6 separate regions of the Homo sapiens genome follow, and regions 1, 3, 4, 5 and 6 are each linked to region 2. Evidence: chromatin contacts called from ENCODE Hi-C or POLR2A ChIA-PET data. All regions are on one chromosome and are shown on one strand. Each heading gives the region's core, a stretch centred on a gene start or an enhancer-like site at or near the end of the contact. The rest is flanking DNA. Distances are from core to core; before and after follow the strand shown.

What was found. A loop is a pair of places that touch in the nucleus more often than their neighbours do. ChIA-PET counts read pairs that join two places held with the same protein, here RNA polymerase II (POLR2A). Pooled maps may share reads with other maps.
Region 1: a map of naive thymus-derived CD4-positive, alpha-beta T cell shows a loop between it and region 2 (17-fold over the local background). The contact joins the promoter of NEU3 here to the promoter of UVRAG-DT in region 2. A Hi-C loop is called at or near these places in 1 of 168 maps with a recorded cell type or tissue (naive thymus-derived CD4-positive, alpha-beta T cell) and 6 of 50 pooled maps. POLR2A ChIA-PET finds 5 or more read pairs at or near these places in 1 of 52 experiments (H1).
Region 3: a loop to region 2 is called in a pooled map, with 3 times the contacts of the local background. The contact joins the enhancer-like site here to the promoter of UVRAG-DT in region 2. A Hi-C loop is called at or near these places in 2 of 37 single-sample maps with no recorded cell type and 3 of 50 pooled maps. POLR2A ChIA-PET finds 5 or more read pairs at or near these places in 1 of 52 experiments (endothelial cell of umbilical vein).
Region 4: a loop to region 2 is called in a map of HepG2, with 7 times the contacts of the local background. The contact joins the promoter of TSKU here to the promoter of UVRAG-DT in region 2. A Hi-C loop is called at or near these places in 1 of 168 maps with a recorded cell type or tissue (HepG2).
Region 5: a map of CD8-positive, alpha-beta T cell shows a loop between it and region 2 (25-fold over the local background). The contact joins the promoter of EMSY-DT here to the promoter of UVRAG-DT in region 2. A Hi-C loop is called at or near these places in 9 of 168 maps with a recorded cell type or tissue (CD4-positive, alpha-beta T cell, CD4-positive, alpha-beta memory T cell, CD8-positive, alpha-beta T cell and 4 more), 10 of 37 single-sample maps with no recorded cell type and 25 of 50 pooled maps. POLR2A ChIA-PET finds 5 or more read pairs at or near these places in 1 of 52 experiments (OCI-LY7).
Region 6: a loop to region 2 is called in a map of naive thymus-derived CD4-positive, alpha-beta T cell, with 6 times the contacts of the local background. The contact joins the promoter of SPCS2 here to the promoter of UVRAG-DT in region 2. A Hi-C loop is called at or near these places in 1 of 168 maps with a recorded cell type or tissue (naive thymus-derived CD4-positive, alpha-beta T cell), 4 of 37 single-sample maps with no recorded cell type and 11 of 50 pooled maps.

Annotation. Positions count from the first base shown.
Region 1 is chr11:74,987,592-74,990,417 of GRCh38, reverse strand. NEU3 (neuraminidase 3) reads right to left here and starts at 1,485. Exons shown (of 3, transcript NM_006656.6): 1 at 1,264-1,485. The coding sequence starts at 1,357. RefSeq lists enhancers at 1,216-1,405, 1,686-1,735.
Region 2 is chr11:75,813,147-75,816,194 of GRCh38, reverse strand. UVRAG-DT (UVRAG divergent transcript) reads left to right here and starts at 1,398. Exons shown (of 2, transcript NR_144531.1): 1 at 1,398-1,732; 2 at 2,334-2,681. It overlaps UVRAG (UV radiation resistance associated), which reads right to left and starts at 985. Exons shown (of 15, transcript NM_003369.4): 1 at 671-985. The coding sequence starts at 787. RefSeq lists a silencer at 662-861 and enhancers at 1,157-1,451, 1,322-1,751, 1,675-2,874.
Region 3 is chr11:75,048,224-75,051,112 of GRCh38, reverse strand. No RefSeq gene overlaps it. Among named protein-coding and RNA genes, the nearest start is that of OR2AT4, 47 kb to the left of the region's middle. Within about 2 kb of position 1,357, at least 3 of the 41 ENCODE cell types and tissues checked have a DNase peak (open chromatin) inside an H3K27ac peak, as active enhancers do.
Region 4 is chr11:76,781,695-76,784,834 of GRCh38, reverse strand. It overlaps TSKU (tsukushi, small leucine rich proteoglycan), which reads right to left and starts at 1,479. Exons shown (of 2, transcript NM_015516.4): 1 at 1,431-1,479. TSKU-AS1 (TSKU antisense RNA 1) reads left to right here and starts at 1,773. Exons shown (of 2, transcript NR_120562.1): 1 at 1,773-1,832; 2 at 1,979-2,254. RefSeq lists a silencer at 1,533-1,622 and enhancers at 1,174-1,818, 2,053-2,242.
Region 5 is chr11:76,442,954-76,446,014 of GRCh38, reverse strand. It overlaps EMSY-DT (EMSY divergent transcript), which reads left to right and starts at 1,335. Exons shown (of 2, transcript NR_186348.1): 1 at 1,335-1,737. It overlaps EMSY (EMSY transcriptional repressor, BRCA2 interacting), which reads right to left and starts at 997. Exons shown (of 22, transcript NM_001300942.2): 1 at 887-997. RefSeq lists enhancers at 1-290, 430-499, 540-589, 790-1,019, 720-1,356 and 1 more.
Region 6 is chr11:74,947,638-74,950,755 of GRCh38, reverse strand. SPCS2 (signal peptidase complex subunit 2) reads right to left here and starts at 1,490. Exons shown (of 5, transcript NM_014752.3): 1 at 1,357-1,490. The coding sequence starts at 1,470. XRRA1 (X-ray radiation resistance associated 1) reads left to right here and starts at 1,665. Exons shown (of 19, transcript NM_001378157.1): 1 at 1,665-1,828. RefSeq lists enhancers at 1,236-1,285, 588-1,442, 1,366-1,585, 1,716-1,775, 1,896-1,945 and 1 more.

The DNA of each region.
Region 1 (2,826 bases), core at 236-2,735, 830 kb after region 2:
ACCACTGCACTCCAGCTTGGGTGACACAGCAAGACTCCATCTCAAAAAAAAAAGGAAATGGAGAGGAAATAGGGAAATAATCACCAAAGGAGAAGCACAACTTGTCACATGGGCTGGATTCAAGTCTCAGCTCCATTTCTTGCTGCATGACGTTTTGATGGTTACTCAACCTCTAGGTCTTGGATTCCTTGCTTGTAAACTATGGATAATAATACCTACCTAAGCAGATCAATATGAAGAACCACTCAAAAGTGTTTTATAAATTTTAAACTGCTGTTTTAATAGGTGTCTTTAATTATAAATTTTGATGTCCTCACAATTTCATTTATGCTTTATTATCACTATAACAATTAGAGCCATTAATTTTTGTAATTATGCTGATCGTGTTGATGACAGAAGTAATATAGATGGTGATTCTGGCATTGCCACCCAAAACGTTTCACACAAATCAGGTGCTGGAAACGGGATAGAAAATAATCAGATATGGGCCTGCTCTGGGGTTCATTTAAGCAGAGAATTCAAATGATTACTTGCTGCTCGATATAATCACTTTCCCATCAAGTCCTTCCCGCTTTCTTACTGGGAGAGAGTATAGCCTAGCATGGACTCTGAAGTCTGACTTATCTTTGACACTTACTAGCAAGTCACTTTACTTCTGAGCTTCAGTTTCCTCACTTATAAAATGGAGATAATACCGCCTACTTCTCAGACTATAATAATGTAATTCCACAGCCTCCAACTAACCCAATGAGCCTCCAGTGAATCCCAGGAGGCCTTCCTATCTCATTTATTCACTCCTAACAAGTAATATTTAAGGAGCACCTACCACGTGCCAGACCTTTGAAGATCTGTAGTCTAAACCCTCTCATGGTATAGATGGGAAAACTCGGGCCCGGGATGGGGACAAAGCTTACTGAACGCCACTCCACAGTAAAATCTGGACCAAGACCCAGGTCTCCTAAGTTGAAACTGAAGCTCAGGGCTCTTTCTGCCGCCCAGAGACCTTTGGTAAGCAGGGCTTTTCCAGTCTCAGTTCCCTTTCATCTCTGGAGTGATAATTCTGAGGTTTAAGTTCGGCTTCTGTGAGAACGAATAAAAATAGGACTAGCCAAGAATTCTCTGGCCAGGTCAGATCCTAGCCGACTAGGTGGCTCTGTCTCAATAATCCAAGGCTGGATTTCCCAAACGCAGATGGTCTTGCTCAACCTGTCCCCACAGTTGAGTCCTCCTCGGGGAGCTCTCCTGTCTCCCAACCCCGCTCACCTGCACTGGACCCCGGCTCCTCCGTCTCTGTCGGGGCAGAGCTGGACGCCGGGGATTCTTCCATGGGGCGCGGGGGCAGGTCCGCAGGTCTCATTCGCCGAAGCCCGGAAGAGGCACCGGCCCCAAGGCTGGGGAGACTGAGACAGAGGAGGATAGAGAGGGAGAAACAACTGAGACGGAGGACACGGAGACAAGCCCCGAGAAGCGAAGAGCGTGTCGACTGCCGGAAACAGGTAACGGCAACGAAAAGAGGCGGGCGCAGGCTGTAGTCAGTGGCGGTTGGGGCCAACCGTTGGCCTACTCCGCGAGCCCTCCCCGTCCCGCCCCCTCGGCGCTGCCCCTCCCTCCAGCCCGCAGCTCGGTCCCCACCACGGCGTGGGACCGGCACCACCTCCACCCTCGCCAACTCAGCTCAAGCCCTGGGCCCACCTCAGTTCCCAACGGCCGCCTCCTCTCTTCAGTGCCACAGCCCCGAGCTCTTATATTGGTCTGTAGCTCGGTATCACCGCCTAAAGCTTCCCTGGACAGCCTGAGAGTTGAGCAAAGGTTCCCGGCCTCAGAGGGTACCCTACAAAAAGGACCAGAGGTCCAGAGCATTGGCTACTCTCCTTGCAAAATATGAAAATGAAAATATATTCATATATATAATTTATGTGTGTGTATATACACACATTTACATACATAGATTTGTCACATAGCACTGAGTCCATTCTTCTGTTTCACAGTACCGGAATTTAAGCCCCCCTCTCCCCAGCCAAAGAGGAAAGGACTGATCTAAGGTCATTTTTTATCTGGGACTAAGTACAACGTAAAGGTAATAGGCTGGGCCTGGTGGCTTATGCCTACAATCTCAGCGCTTTGGAAGGCCTACGTGGGAGGATGCCTTGAGCCCAGGAGTTGGAGGCTGTGGTGAGCTGTGATTGCACCACTGCACTCCAGCCTGGGTGACAGAGCGAGACCCTGTCTCTAAAATATAACAATTTTAAAAAGAAGAAATTTTACAAACGCCAATAAAAGGAAAGACAGACTGCTAACTTAGAGGACATAAAAATGTAAAGCTTCTGTAAATTTGAATTCGTGATATTTTTCTCATTAAAAAAAATCCTGTGCTGAGGCAGGGAACATACAAGATGAGCCTGGAACATCGTGGTGCCACAAGGAAAGAACTCACAAAATGATGAGGGTTCTTTGAAAGAACATAGGTGCCAACCTCAATACAACCTGCTGTATTTTTCTAAAAAAAAAAAAAAAAAAAAGAAAAAAAAAAAGGCCTAGAACCAGAGACCAACTCATCGTAATAAGCCCAAATAATGGGTCTTTTTTATTTTTATTTTTATTTTTTGAGATGGAGTGTGTCTCTGCCGCCCAGGCTGGAGTGCAGTGGCGTCATCTTGGCTCACTGCAAGCTCCGCCTCCCGGGTTCACGCCATTCTCCTGCCTCAGCCTCCCGAGTAGCTGGGACTACAGGCGCCCACCACCACGCCCGGCTAATTTTTTGTATTTTTTATAGAGACGGGGTTTCACCATGTTAGCCAGGATGATCTCGATCTCCTGACCTCGTGA
Region 2 (3,048 bases), core at 149-2,648:
ATACATCAAATCCTCCTTCCACAGAGACTCACTGAAGGGAATGAAGAAGGAAAAAGTCCTCCTAATTATTAAGATGCGTTCCTTGGGACTCGGAGAATTAGGAAGGAAACCCCCAAGTCTTGAATACATTTCTCTAAAGAGGCCGAATACTTAATAATCAGGGGAGATTAAAGCAAATGGTAGACACCCTAAAGTCTCCTCCAGGGCTCTTGCACGAAGAGTACAAACTGGTTTCTCCGTAAGCGGGGATGGCCAGGTGGGGAAAGAAAGGAAAAGTGCTTTCACTATGGCCCGTGGGACACAGGGGGTTCCCCGGGTCCCTTCCTGGGCGGAACGAGGGAGAGGGTCTGCGCGGGGCAATCCCCGGCTCCCTGCGTTGGGGGAGGCGGCCTCGGGCCGGGGCCCCAGGGACTTGAGCTGGCTGGCTGCTTGTCCCTTAACAAGCCCATCTCCTGTAACGGGATTCTCCTAGGACTCCGGGATCTCCCGGAGGTTCGGCCATCACTGGACCCCTCCCCGCACAAACCTCCTGACAGTCTTCCTCAGTCCCGCGAGCCCTCCGGGTCCCTGCTCTGGGTGTCCCGGCTCGCGGGGTCAGCCCGGAGCCAGCAAGCTCTCCACGCGGGCCTGCCCGGGTCCCTCCCGAGTGCTGCGAGCCGCGCGGGCTTACCTGCTGAGACGGCAGCTCCACATGCAGGGCCCGCGCGGCAGAACCGGGAGGCAGAGCAGCGGCCGGGCCCGGGGGTGGCTGGGGGACGGGGCCCCCGACCGACGCGGAGGCGCTCATCTCGATCCAGGGGCCGCCAAGCGGCGGGGCGGGCACTCTTCCGGCATCCGCCGCCGCCCCCTTGCCACCACCTACCAAGCCCCTGCAGCCTAGAAACCCGCCACCCGAGAGGCACTACTGCTCAGCCCAGACAGTAGCCGCCGCCGCTGCCGCCGCTGCCGCCGTTGCCGCCGCTGGCTAAGGAAGAGCCATATTACCGCAGTGCAACCCCTCCACCCCGCTGAGACCCGGAGCGCTCATTGGCTTAGCCCTCAAGGGGGCGGGACCCAACGGCAGAAAAGGGGCGTGCTATTGGGTAGAAGGTCTGTCCATCGCTGGCATTACTGGACTTGGGGGCGGAGGGACTCAAGGATGGCCTCAATTGCGTCTGTCAAGCCGGGGTGAAACCTGGGGCGTTGCTTCTTTTTTTCCCAGTCTAATTGGTTCTTTTACTACCAACGGGCAGAGTCTCCTGGTGGAGGCGGAAGGGCCATTGCAAGAGGTCGCTGTCAATTGTCAGTAAAGGGAAAGAGGGGTGGGGTCTTGATTAGGTAGAGCGCGCTTCTGGGCTCCGGTGTCACGTGCAGGAGGCGGGAGAGTCACCTGATTAGGGAGAACCGGTCTTCTGAGCCACTTCCGCCCTCACTGGTTGCCGTGGTAACAGGCCTCCGGTGGAGGGCGGGGACCCTCGGAAGCCAGCTGGGTGGCGATCGCTTGTCTGCCTTGGCAGGCCCCTTGTGCAGTCTTTTCCCGGCGTGAGCGTGCAGGGATTGAAAAGGAATGCTTTATGGTTCAGCAGAGAGCCACCACGCAGGATGCACTGGGACCTGAGAACCGTCGGGCAGTCCCACGAGCTCTTTCATGACCAGCTCCAACCGACAAGTACACGCCCCTTCGCACTCCACTAGCTAGTAAGCTGAGCTACAAGGTGTGCCAGGCACCCAGGACGCCGATTCACCGCTTCAGGTGGGCTGTTTGTGCTGTGTCCCCAGAAAGCCTTTGCTACTTATCCATCAGTCTTAGCTGGGGCAGGAGTCCCTTCTTCCAAAAGGCTTCTCTGAGCCTCTCTGGGACCTTGAGTTAGGAATTTTGACCCTACCGTGGGTCTGGATTATTCTATTAATTTTTTTTAACAGTGCCTCATTCTTTCGCCCGGGCTGGAGTGCAGTGGCAAAATCACGGCTCATTGCAGCCTCGACCTCCTGGGCTCAAGTGATCCTCCCACCTCACCCTCCTAAGTAGCTGGGAATACAGGCACATGCCACCAGGCCCAGCTAATTTTAAAATTTTTTTGTAAAGATGGGGTTCTGGCCATATTTCCCAGACTAGTCTCAAACTCCCAGGCTCAAGCGATCCTCCAGTCTCGGGCTCCCAAAGTGTTGGGATTACAGGCATGAGCCACCAGGCCTGGCCACATTGTCTTTTAACACATGTAAGCAGCCACCCTCCTTCCCACACACACACAAAATACTGTGAATTCTTCAAGCAAAAGGACTTTGTCTGATTCATCTCTGGATCCCCAGTGCCTGACAGAGAATCAGGAAATTTTTTTTTTTTTTTTTTGCAGTGAAGGCCCAGCTCAAATGCCACCTCTTCCATGAAGACTTCCGTGATCCACAATGATAGCATCTCCAGCAATTGCTTCTATAATGAATAGCATGAGTCATTCTGCAGGATGTTGATCTTCCTTTTTTTACTCCTAGACTGAATTTTTCCACCACCTGGATGAACATAGCAGAAAGAACATAGTGTTTTAGAGTCAGACACAATAGGAATCAGGCACTTTGGAATCTTGGCTCTACCACCTTTGAGCTATGTATCCCAAGGCAAGTCACTTCCCCTCTCTCAGCTTTAAAATAGTAATAGGATTGCTGTAGGGATTAAAGTAAATCAACATATGTAAAGTGCCCACACAGGACCTGGCATATAGTAGTTGCATTTTAAATTTTTTAAACAAAATGTAAGCATACTATCTTTCCAGGGTGTTCAGAAGCCTGAAAAACACCTTGGATCTTTTCTCAGAGCTGGATCACAAAGATGTCACACTGTCTCCTGTTCTGACACACTGAGTGGTTCCTCATGGCTGGAGCCTGGGGCGTGTGGTCAGGTGTTTGTTGAGAAAGGAGTCGCTTGATCAGGTGTTTGTTGAGAAAGGAGTCACTGGGAAATCCCAAATATTATCTGATTGAACTCATGTGGTGCCAAGATCTGGGGGAATTTCACAGAAAACACATTTCTGTTTCTAAGCTGTATTAGTTTTCTGAGGCTGCCATAACACATTA
Region 3 (2,889 bases), core at 108-2,607, 770 kb after region 2:
TGGACTGGGAACCACACCCCCTGACACAGGAGCCACAGCAAGCCCCGCCAAATGAGAGGCTGAGCTCAGACACACCTATCCCTGCTCCCACCTGGTGGTCTTTCTCTACCTGCCCTGCTAGCTGAAGACAAAAGTTATAATCTCTTGGGATCTCTATGGCCCTGCCCACCGCCTGAGAAACCAGAATACTTAACCAGGTTTGCATCCTTCCTATAAAACCACAGCCAATGTGATCTTGCAAGTGCCACCTCCCGACTGGAGGCCAACCAACACAAAACCGGTGCACCAAACAAAAACACAACCAAGGATCCTCACAGAGTCCACTTCACTCTCCCGCTACCTCCACCAGAGCAGGTGCTGGTAGCCATGGCTCTAAGACCTCAAGATAGATCACATCACAGGACTCTTTGCAGACACTCCTAGTACCAGCCCAGAGCCCAGTAGTTCCACAGGGTGGCTAGACTCAGAAGAGCAAAAACAGACACTACAGTTCAGCTCTCAGGAAGCCCCATTCCTAGGGGAAGGGGGAGAACACCACATCAAGGGAGCACCCGGTGGGACAAAAGAATTTGAACAGCAGCCCTTGAATCCCAAATCTTCCCTCTGACAGTCTACCCAAATGAGAAGGAATCAGAAAAACAATTCTGATAATATGACAAAGCAAGGTTCTTTAACACCCCCAAAAGATCATACCAGCTTACCAGTGTGAACCCAGAAAATCTGAAATAGGTCTCAATTTAGAAAGTTTATTTTGCCAAGGTTGACGATGCACCCGTGACACAGCCTTAGCAAGTTCTGACGACATGAGCCCAAGGTGGTCAGGGCACAGCTTAGTTTTATACATTTTAGGGAGACATGAGACATTAATCAATATACATAAGAAGTACATTGGTTCAGTCTGGAAAGGCAGGACAACTTGAAGCAAAGGTAGGAAGACTCAAAGTGGGGAGGGGACTTCCAGGTCACAGACAGGTGAGAGGAACAGTTGCATTCTTACGAGTTTCTAATCAGCCTCTTCGAAGGAAGCAATCAGATATGCATCCATGTCAGTGAGCAGAGGGGTGACTTTGAATAGAATGGAAGGCAGGTTTGCCCCAAGCATTTCCCAGCTTGACTTTTCTCTTTAGCTTAGTGATTTAGGGGCCCCAAGATTTATTTTCCTTTCACATCAGCAATGGATCCAAATCAAGATGAAATCTCTGAATTGCCAGAAAAAGAATTCAGAAGGTCGATTATTAAGTTAATCAAGGAGGTGAGAGGAGAGAAAGACCCTCTCACATTGTTTTATATTGTTTCATATTCAGTAAAAACAACAAGGAAGTAAAACCAAAGACAGGCAGCCTGGCGCCAGGCCCGAAACCAGGCCTGGGCCCACCTGGCCTAAACCCAGTAGTTAAAAATCAACTTATGATTTAGAAGCAGATGTTATTCATAGATTCCTTACATTGTATAGAAGAACATTGTGAAACTCCCTGCCCTGTTCTGTTCCTCCCTGACTACCGGTGCATGCAGCCCCTGTCACGTACCCCTTGCTTGCTCAAATCAATCACGACCCTTTCATGTGAAATCTTTAGTGTTGTGAGCCCTTAAAAGGGACAGAAATTGTGCACTCGGGGAGCTCGGATTTTGAGACAGTAGCTGGCTGATGATCCCAGCTGAATAAAGCCCTTCCTTCTACAACTTGGTGTCTGAGAGGTTTTGTCTGTGGATCATCCTGCTACAGAGGTACCAGAGTAAAGTGAAGTCCAACTTAAAGAAATCAAAAACATGATACAGGATATGAAAGGAACATTCTTCAGTGAAATAGATAGCATAAATAAAAAACAATCACAACTTCTGGAAATCAAGGACACACTTAGAGAAATGCAAAATGCACTGGAAAGTCTCAGCAATAAAATTGAACAAGCAGAAGAAAGAAATTCAGAGCTCAAAGACAAGGCTTTTGAATCTGCCCAATCCATCAGAGACAAAAAAGAATTTTTAAAAATGAACAAAGCCTCCAAGGAGTTTGAAACTATGTTAAATGTCCAAACCTAAGAATAATTGGTGTTCTCAAGGAAGAAGATAAATCTAAAAGTATGGAAAACATATTTGAGGAAATAATAGAGGAAAACTTCTCCAGCCTTGCTAGAGATCTAGACATTCAAATACAAGAAGCTCAAAAAACATCTGGGAAATTCATCACAAAAAGATCATCGCCTAGGCACATAGTCATCAGGTTATCTAAAGTCAAGACAAAGGAAAGAATCTTAAGAGCTGTGAGGCAAAAGCATCAAGTAACCCATAAAGGAAAACTTATCAGATTAACAGCAGAAACCCTACAAGCTAGAAGGGATTGAGGTCCTATTTTTAGCCTCCTTAAACAAAACAAGTATCAGCCAATAATTTTGTGAAACTAAGCTTCATACATGAAGGAAAGATACATTCTTTTCCAGACAAACAAATGCTGAGAGAATTCGCCACTACCAAGCCAGCACTACAAGAACTGCTAAAAGGAGCTCTAAATCTTGAAACAAATCCATGAAATACACCAAAACAGAACCTCCTTAAAGCATAAATCTCATGGGACCTATATAATAATAACACAATGAAAAAAAAAACCCAAGGTATTCAGGCAAAAAAATAGCATTATGAATAGAATAGCTCTTCATATCTCAACACTAACATTGAATGTGTATGACCTAAATGCCCCACTTAAAAGATACGGAATGGCAGAATGAATAAGAATTCACCAATCAAGTTTCTACTGTCTTCAGGAGACTCACCTAACACATACGGATTCACATAAACTTAAGGTAAAGGGGTGGAAAAAGATATTCCATGCAAATGGACACTAAAAATGAGCAGGAGGAGCTATTCTTATATCAGACAAAATAAACTTTAAAGCAA
Region 4 (3,140 bases), core at 230-2,729, 970 kb before region 2:
GTGGGGAGGAGGGTGTTTACGGTTATCTTTGCGACTTAGGCTCAAAAGCCCAGCAGGCTCCTGCAGCTCTGAGCACCCCCCCCCCCCCACCTCCGGTCAGCCCCAGGCACTGCAAGTCTAGACTTATCCGAAGGGCAGGGCGCACAAAGATGAAAGAAGAATCGAAGGTCTTGAGTCACCTCCTCGCCAGGCCAAGTGTGGGCTGGCGCTGCTCTCCGCCCGGCTCCAGAGGCGCGGGTTATTCCCACCGCACGCCCCGAGCCGCGAGGGAGTTCTCGCCCTGTCCGTGCCAGAGTGACCGCGACTCCGCGAAGCTGAGCAACTTGCCAGCGCCGCACAGGGGCCAGTGGCCGTCCCAGTTGAAACCTGTGTATGTGAGGCTCCCACGGCCCCCAGCCCAGCTCCGGGTCCTGTGAGCCGGCGCCTCGGGCATGCCCAGATCTGGACTGGCAGTCCCCCTCTCCCCTACCGGGTCCGAGGGTTGGCCCCCTACCCCGGGGGCGGGCTGCAAACGGAGAGTGGGTCTCAAAGCGGAGCCTGTCTCCCTACCAAACAGACGCAACTCTGGATCACACTCTTTCCAAGAAGCGCGGGGAGGGCAACGCCAGCCGCCCTGTCCCTTCCTCTCCCCAGCCCAGGGCCGGAGCCTGGGACCCACCGCTCGCCTCTTCCTCCCAGCCGGGGTCTGAGGGGGAGTCCGCACGCTCCGCCCAGCCCCTGCCCAGCCAGTCCCCAGGCGCTGCCGATCCCCCGACCACCAATCCCGTCGCAGCCCCTTGCTGTCCTGGGACCTCAGGAGGGGGAGGGGGAGGGCTGTCTGCGCCCCCGGCCGGGTAGCGGTGGGGAGGACTGGGGCTGTTGCCCGAGGAACCGGGAGAAAAGTTTGGAGCCAAGTCGTGGGCCCGAGGGGACGGCGGGGGAGCGGGGGGGTGGGGCGGCGTTGGGCTCTCGGTGCGCACACCCTCTGCGGACACCCAGCCCAGACACGTCGGCAGGCACCGACCACGTACGCGGAGACACGCGATGCGCCCACCGACGCCCACAGCCAAGCGCAGGCCCGCAAACGTGGACACGGGCGCAAAGCAGCCGCGCAAAGCCACGGACACACAAAGGCACCGACAGCGGCGCGTCCCCGACCGCAAATCCACAAAGACCCACAAACGTGAGATGCACGTGTCCGCACAAAGACCCACACGGCCCCTGGGCGTAGCCTTTGTCTCCCGCAAGACCTCTCCCCTGGGTCGGCGTTCCCCACTCCCGCCCAGCCCTAGGCGTCCGACGAAAGTTGAGGGGCCTCGGCGGGACCCAGCCCCGCCCCTGCGCCCGGCGTCCCCAGCCCGCCCTCCGAAGGGGCCGCGAGGCTAGGATCGGGGACTTGGGATCTTCAACCGCAGCGCGGACTCTCGCCCCGCCCGGGGAACTGCACTCACCTGGAAGCCTGCGCCACAGCCGCCTCGGCACGCTCACCCCGGCGGCCCGGCCGCGGGCCCTCCGGCCAGCGCTTTTCTCCGCGCGGCGCGGCCCGCCCCCCGGTCCCCGCCCGCAGCCAGGCTCCCCCCTGCCGGGCGCCGGGTGGCGGCTCGGGCCGGCCGCGGGGCGGCTCAGGGAGTGTCGCCAAAGTGCCAGCCTCTCTCGGCGCGCGCCCCGCCCGCGGAGCCTGAGCCGAGCCCGGGTTCCACTCTAGGGAGCGTCTCAAAAGTGCGCTGCTCCCGCCCCCTCTAGTTGGCCTCGCTCACAGCTTCCTGCATCCCGGATCCCTGCCCCCTCCCCCTGCGCGCCCCAGCAATCTAAGCAGATGGCCGCACTGTCGGGAACATCTGGAGGTCGCCGGAGTACGTGCCTGTGTATGTGTATGTGTGTGTATGACTGTGTGTGTGGAAAGAGAGAGGGAATTAGTTGCTAGTAAGAAAGAGATTTGGTGGGTGGGTGAGGGCTTCCTCTTTGCTTGTTCACCGCCCCTCCCCATTTTTTTTTAAAGAGTGAAAGAGGTTCAGGGACTACCGGGAGCAAGAAACCAAGAATCTGAAGCAGAGAAAGACTGGCTGAAAGACGAACCCACAGAGAAGAGAGAGCCCGGCTCGGGCAGAAAAGCTGGCAGGAGAGGAGAGAGAAAGTCAACAGATTGAGTTTTTCTTTTAGGAGGAAACCATTGGCTTCTGGTTAGAGTTCTAAGAAGGGAAACTGGCGTGTGAGTAGGCAGCAGTTTCAGTCTATTCCCCCTGCTGTAGCTCTTGGGCTCTCACCCCTCTTTATGTTAAAAAAAAAAAAAAAGGGCAGGAAAGCATCCAAGACACTTTAAAATGAGGGTTTGCAGGAGAAATGACCTGGTGGACGCATTTCCTAGGAGGGGAGAGTCAGGTGTGTGGGTGGCTCCCAGTCTACACACCCCGACAATGCCTACCTTGGGAGAGGGGCAGTTCACAGGTGGGAGAGTTGATAGAGGCTTTGGTCTTGGGCCCTGGACCTCCCAGGAGCTTCTCCTAGACTTTGGAGGGCCTCGGGGTGCAGAAATTGGGCAATGTACCTCCTGCAGTGGCCCAGACTTGTTAACACACCCAGTCTGCTTGCTGCTTCTTTCCTTATTACTTTTTCTTATTCATTAAAAAAAAAAAAAAAAAAAGGAGTTGCTTGGGCCTGTGTGTGCATGCATGCCGGTCTACTTGGGGAAGAAGGAAGACACTAGAGAGGTGGTGAGGTAGGAGTGGAGACCACTGCCCCAGGCCTCAGGCCAGCAAAATCATCTGCTGCCCAGAAAACAAACTGGTCTTGCAGGTCCTTTCTGCACTCAGAGCCATTGTGTGGTCTTGGGGATGCACTTGGGTTGACACCTGTGGACCCTGCCAGTTAGGAATGTGCAGAGAAAAGGCTAGGAGCCTGGTCTCATATGTGTGGAAGCAGGGAGAACTCCCGTCTCTCCTCTCCATTCATTGTCCTCTCCTGATTAGAATCCCAGCTTTCAGAACTAGGAGTCCTTCTGTGATCATCCAGCTCACACTCCTTATCAGTCTTTGGGATGGCACCATGGGCCCTTTGGTATCCAGTGTCTTCCTCACTGTTGGGCTTAAAAGGGCTGCAGGGATTCAACTCCACAACCCCTGGGACCCATAGAGAGGAGTCGGGCCCCTCCCATTTCCCACCCT
Region 5 (3,061 bases), core at 86-2,585, 630 kb before region 2:
GAAATAACTGCTATATCCCGTTCCAGGCGCTGGGGCTGCTAACTCCAACTCTGTGTCCCGAGGTGAGCCCCCCTCCCCCTACTTCCCATAGTCCTCTCAGCTCAGAACAAACCCAAGGCAAGAAGAACTGGACTGCGCGCCCCAGCCGGCAGTATGACATAAAGAAAAGGGGTGGGGAGGAGGAAGAAGGGGCAGAGCCAAAGGAATCCTCTCCCTCCACAAGCCAGTCCCCGCCTCCCGACAGGATCTTGGAGGCGGCCGGCGACTGCTCGAACCGAGCACCACGTCACGGCATCCCGGCGCGTCCTAGCCAGGGGACCCCAGAGCGGGGCCGCAACGCATCGGAAACCCGGGCAGTAGTTTCCGGAGCCCGCTCGGGGAACCAGGATCTTGTAGGATCCTTCCCCACTCAAGTGTCAAGGAGACAAGCCCGCCCCGCCCCCTCTCCAAACACGCACTCCCTAGCAGCACCACAACAAGAGCAGCCAGCCCAGGCTCCTCACCCGGACCTCTCGGCGCCGGTCCCAATGTCAAGTCCACGACCCAAGCCCCTCTGGGCCAGTAGCTGTTGTCAGGGGTCCCGGCCGGCACCCGCGCCTCACTCCCTCCCCAGCGGAGAGGACAACCGAGAGAGAGTAAGCCAGCGGATACCCAGCCAGACGACCTGGACTCACCGGGAGTCTCCCAGAGCTAAACCCCCAGAGTCCCAGCACCAGGCCAGCCAGAGTCCCCCTGAGTCCACCCCGGGGAGCCCCACGATCCCGTTAGGAAACAACGGAGGATGGGGCTGGGAGCCCCAAGCCGGGCTCCGAATGCTTGGCCCGGCGCTCCTCTAGCCTGGCTGGCCTGCCAGCTCTTCCCAGGACCCTGCCTGAGAGTCACCCACCTGCCCGGCCTTTCGGGGCTCATCTAAAAGGCTCCTCCGCCAAGACTAGGGGACACCAGGAATTGGGTTTGTTTGCGGTGCCTCTGAAGGGGCAAGATGGCGACAGGTAACAGGGCGCAGGCGCAGCCGCGCGCGGCCAGTCGGGAGGTGTAGTTCGCTTTTCCCGCCTTTCGGAGAACAAACACCAAAAGGCCTCCATTCATCTTGTCCTTCTTTTCCTCCGCGTTATGAAAGAAAAGGACAGACATCGCGGAGGGTGCTGGGAGTTGTGGTCCGAATCCAAACTCCAACCTCTTTCGCTCCAGGTTTGCTGTCGTACGCGCAAGGAAGGCCGGGATTGTAGTTCCCTTGGTTTCTCCTGCATACCCTCCTGTCTCTGGCTTCGCGCGCCTCTCCTGGGCTGCCGTCTCCCAGCCAATCGGCTGCGCTCTCTGCTACGTGTGGCGTCACACGTAGCGGCCAAGATGGCGCTAGCGGTTGGAGCAGGGGCTCTGCTGCGACCTTTACGGTAGTGAGGTTAGGGACGATGGGAGAGCAGCTTTGTTCCTGAAGTGCCGTCGAGGATTAGGATCGAGTTTCTTCGATCGTGAGGGCAATTATTAGTGGCCTCTAGCCCCCCAGATGGCATCTTGAGGAGAGAGAATCCACGCTACGAGAACTAACATAGTGGACATCGCAGTTGTCCGTAGCCGATTTGCGGGTTACGGAGTTGTTGCAAGTAAAGAAGGGGAAATCCGAGCGTTCTCGCGTTGGATTTCCTCCACGTGTGAAGTGGGAATGGTAGTGATATCTCGTGCTATCTCTGTCAAGGGCAAGAAGGAGAAGGAATTTATTTGAGGCCCTACGACGTGGTAGGTTCACCCTCAGCCTTTGTTCTTATTTCATCTTATTTGTGGAGAAGGTCTTTTCGTTCCTATTTTACAGGTGAGAAAAGGGGCCCAATATATAGTTATTTGCGGCCATAAAATAGAAGCCAGTTGCCTGATACTGAAGATTCAATGAAATCTTGTGATTGACTTCCCTCTTTAAATTTTGTACTTTGGGTAACATCGGATCCGGTAGAAACGCTCGTCAGAAAGAGTTTTTAATGTGCATTCTACAATTTCCAGACATAGTTTCCTTCTTGAAAAATTGGGTTAATACTACCCTATAGGGATCTTGTGATGCACCACGTAAACGTTGTAAGTTGTGAACCACTATACAAACGTATGAGACTCTTCATGTTCTTGAGTGGAACTGTAGGTTAGGAAGAGAAGGTAAATAACAGCATTTAAGTTTCCTACTACTATTTGCCCATTAGCTAAAAATACCCTCCGAGGTCTAGGAAAGTCACTGTTGTTGAAACCCAACCTACACCTTCAGAAAATCGTAAAGTGGAACATATTAATCACCAGGCCCTCCCTCCGCTGTCTCCCTGACCTTCCTATGCATCCAGTTGCTTAAGAACTCTTGGAAAGATAGTAAGTGAAATCTTCATAGAGGATTTTTGTACTTTAACATATATTATTTGATTTGAGCCTCGCAACATTTCAGTGTGACAGGTACGATTAAGGTCTTTCATACTATGAATGAGAAAAACATAGATGTACCAAGGACTCACCAAATTTCACGGAGCTAGGAATTGGAAGAGAGCTAGGCTTTGTAATCCCAGGTCTTCTGACCTCCAAATGTCCTTTCCTCTACAGTGAATGTCAAAATGACAATGAATGTCTACTCCTCTACAATGGAGTACAAATCGAAAGACAAGGGGCTTATAAAACTGACTCTGACCTTAAGAAGTAGCATATGAGTGATGAATTATTATAGTCAATCCTTGTGCTTACTAAGTGCCACATACTGGTCTAAGCATTTTACATAGTAATTCAGTCCTTAGAACAACTTTATGAGGTGGAAACTTTTATTATCTCTAATTACAAAGGAGGCAACTAAAGTCTAGGAAAGAAGCAAAATAGCTTGCCTAAAGTCACACATAAGTAAATGGTGGCTCACGCCTGTAAACCCAGCACTTTGGGAGGCTGAGGCAAGTGGATCATTTGAGGTCAGGAGTTCAAGACCAGCCTGGCCAACATGGTGAAAGCCCACCTCTACTAAAAATACAAAAATTAGCTGGGCATGGTGGCATGTGCCTGTAATCCCAGCTACTCGGGAGGCTGAGACAGGAGAATTGCTTGAACC
Region 6 (3,118 bases), core at 241-2,740, 870 kb after region 2:
CAGGGCAACACAGTAAGACCCTGACTCTACAGAAAAGTTAAAAGCAAAAAAATTAGTCAGGCATAGTGGTGCACATTTGCAGTCCCAGCTACTCAGGAAGCTGGGGTGGGAAGATCACCTAAGCTTAAGAGTTCAAGGCCGCAGTGAGCTAAGATCCATTCTGGGCAATGGAGCGTGACCCCTCTCACAAGAGAAGAGTGTGAGAACCATGTCTTTCAAAACCAATGACACTCAAAAAGACAAGTAAAAAGACCTGGATCTTAACCCCTCAACATAATCATGTTTTCATTTCTTAAGCACCTACCATGTGTTATGCACAGGGAAGTCTGAAAGCTGTTTTCAATTATATTCAAAAATTCTGCTTACTATATTAAAGACACCATGCTTAACAATTCTCATCAAACCAGCCCAGGGCCCTACAATGAGAGAACTGGAAGGGAATTTAGAGTTAAGTCCCTCATTTTAAGGCTAAATCTCTCACTTTGCAGATGAGAAAACAGATATAGAGAGAGCAAGCATATTTCAAGGTCACAAAGCTAATTAGAGGCAAAATCAACACCAGGACGTTGTTCTCCGTGCAACTGTTTCTTCCAAGATGCTGTGCAAAGAGCAAGAAAGGCCAACCCAGGGACAGTTTTCCTTTTTTTCTTTTCTTTTAAACCCTTGTTGCTAGGACTGCAGTTAAAAAAAATTTTTTTGGATGAGCAGAGGGAGGAAAGGGGCAAGCGTGAGCGGGCAGCAGTGCACTTGGTAGCAAAGAGGGAGGTGGAGGGAAGAGAGGAGAGGGCGGGGAAAAACAACAGGAAAAAAAGAAAAATCTTAAAGGCTTCTTGTCAGCCCAGTAGAACAGTCAATACTCAAATATTTTCAGTATTCGCCTATCATGATAAAACGCCTAAAAACTTCAGTAAGCAAAAGGACAAGAAGCACTTTGGAATCTGTAGCAGCACGCAAGGGTGATGGTGGTAGAGAGTTTGGGGGATACTGATTCTTTAATCTTTGGGCTTCGGTTTTCCGTGTCTGTGAAATGGGCACTGACAACAGTGCACCCAGCCCCCCAGGAGAAAAGAGATGGACACGATTAAATATAGGAAAAATCAAATTACCGAAAAAGGTGTGGCGACCAGGACCAGAACACTTGCGAGAAAAGAAGAAGTTCTAAAGAGGACCGGGTCCAGGTTTGAAGTGTGATGAGGGCAAGGGCAGGCTCCAAGCGTGCGTAGGGTTGTGATAGTGGTCACACAAGGGCTCCCCTCAAAAGGCCGTAGAAAATAAGGGAGACCGGGATGGGAAGGTTGGCTCGCCGCCTCCCAGGCCTCCCCAGGATTCAACTGTTCCCAAGAACCGGCTCCTCACCTTATCCAACAAGCCGCTACGGCCACTTCCTGTCCCGCAGTTGGAAGCACCACCAGCCCCACTACAGCCTCCGCTACCACCGCTTCTCCCGCCCTGTACAGCTGCCGCCGCCATCTTGTCCGCCTCTGCGTCTCCCTCCCCTCCGACTTGTCTGAAGCCGATTGGCTGGAGCTGACAGCGTGACGCGCCGCGCGGAGTCAATCGGGATCCGTAGTTTGGGTCTTGCTGGCGCGAGGTAGTCAGAGGACGTGGCCGCGGGGCTTGCTGGGACTTGAGGTTAGACGTCCCGGCCGTCGGTTGCCGCCTACACTGTCTGCCGTCGCGTCGCAGTTACTAAGGCGTGGGGAAGATAGCGGCAGGCACCGCAGTGGAGCGGCTCCGAGATCCCCGGGGGGCTCGCAGGCGCGCATCCCTCCTGACTGGGACGTCGCCTCCGCAGACCCCTCGGAGGCTGAAGCGACGCCGGAGGCAGGTGCGACTGAAACTTAGTTTTCGAATTCGAGTCTTTCTCCGGCCCAGGTGTGGAGTTTCCAAAGGAGTGGGCAGGAGCTTGTCCTTCATCCTTTTCTAGCCCGGTTGTGGCACTTACCGATTATTCTCTCAAGCAGCTGTCATTTTAGCTGTTTGTAATGTTTTCGTGTTAACGGAGAACTCGCGTTTACTGAGTGCCTACAGTCTGCCAGGCAGTATCCTATGTGCACTTCCAGCCATCCTCTCTCTCACTGAGTCCCACAACAGCCCTGTTAGATGAGGAGGAAACTAAAGAACCTACCCAAAGCCAGATAGCATGTATCTGAACTCGGTTTTCAAGCCGGCATTTAAAAAAAATCAAAACCAATATATATCCCTTCTGACACTCTGCTTTTACGGTTTTAGGATGTAATAGTATTCTAGATTTTAATTATTTTTTTCACAAATGTATATTGAGCACCAATATTGTACTAACGGATACAGGGGATCAAGATAGACCTGGTTGCTACTCTGGTGGACTACTACTCCATGACAGAGTTATCAAATAGCAGTATTGTATTATACCATGCTCTATTACGTTGTATTTTAATTAATTTTTTTCACAAATGTATATTGAGCACCAATATTGTACTAACGGATACAGGGGATCAAGATAGACCTGGTTGCTACTCTGGTGGAACTACTACTCCATGACAGAGTTATCAAATAGCAGTATTGTATTATACCATGCTCTATTACGTTGTATTGTTTTTTAATTCCTATATATCCCCCATAAGCGTCTAAAGAATTAAACAAATATTTTTGAGTTTCTTACTATGTAACAGGCACTATTCTAGTCACCAGGGATATATCCCTGAATAAAACAGACAAAAACTTGTCTTGGGGAAGCCAAAATTCATGTGAAAATAATTATCTCGGCCGGGCGTGGGGGCTCATGGTTGTAATCCCCGCCAAGGCAGGCGGATCACCTGAGGTCAGGAGTTAAAGACCAGCCTGGCCAACATGGTGAAACCCCGTCTCTACTAAAAATACAAAAATGAGCCGGGCGTGGTAGCGGGCACCTGTAATCCCAGCTACTTGGGAGGCTGAGGCAGGAGAATTGCTTGAACCGGGGAGGCGGAGGTTGCAGTGAGCCGAGATCAGAAAGAAAAGAAAATAATTATCACTAAATAACTAAATTATTACTAAAAAGAAAATAAATATCACTAAATAGCAATAACATCAGATGATATTTCATTACCTCTGTGAAGCAATCCGTGGACACTAGTCAGATCCCCTGTAGCTTGTTGTT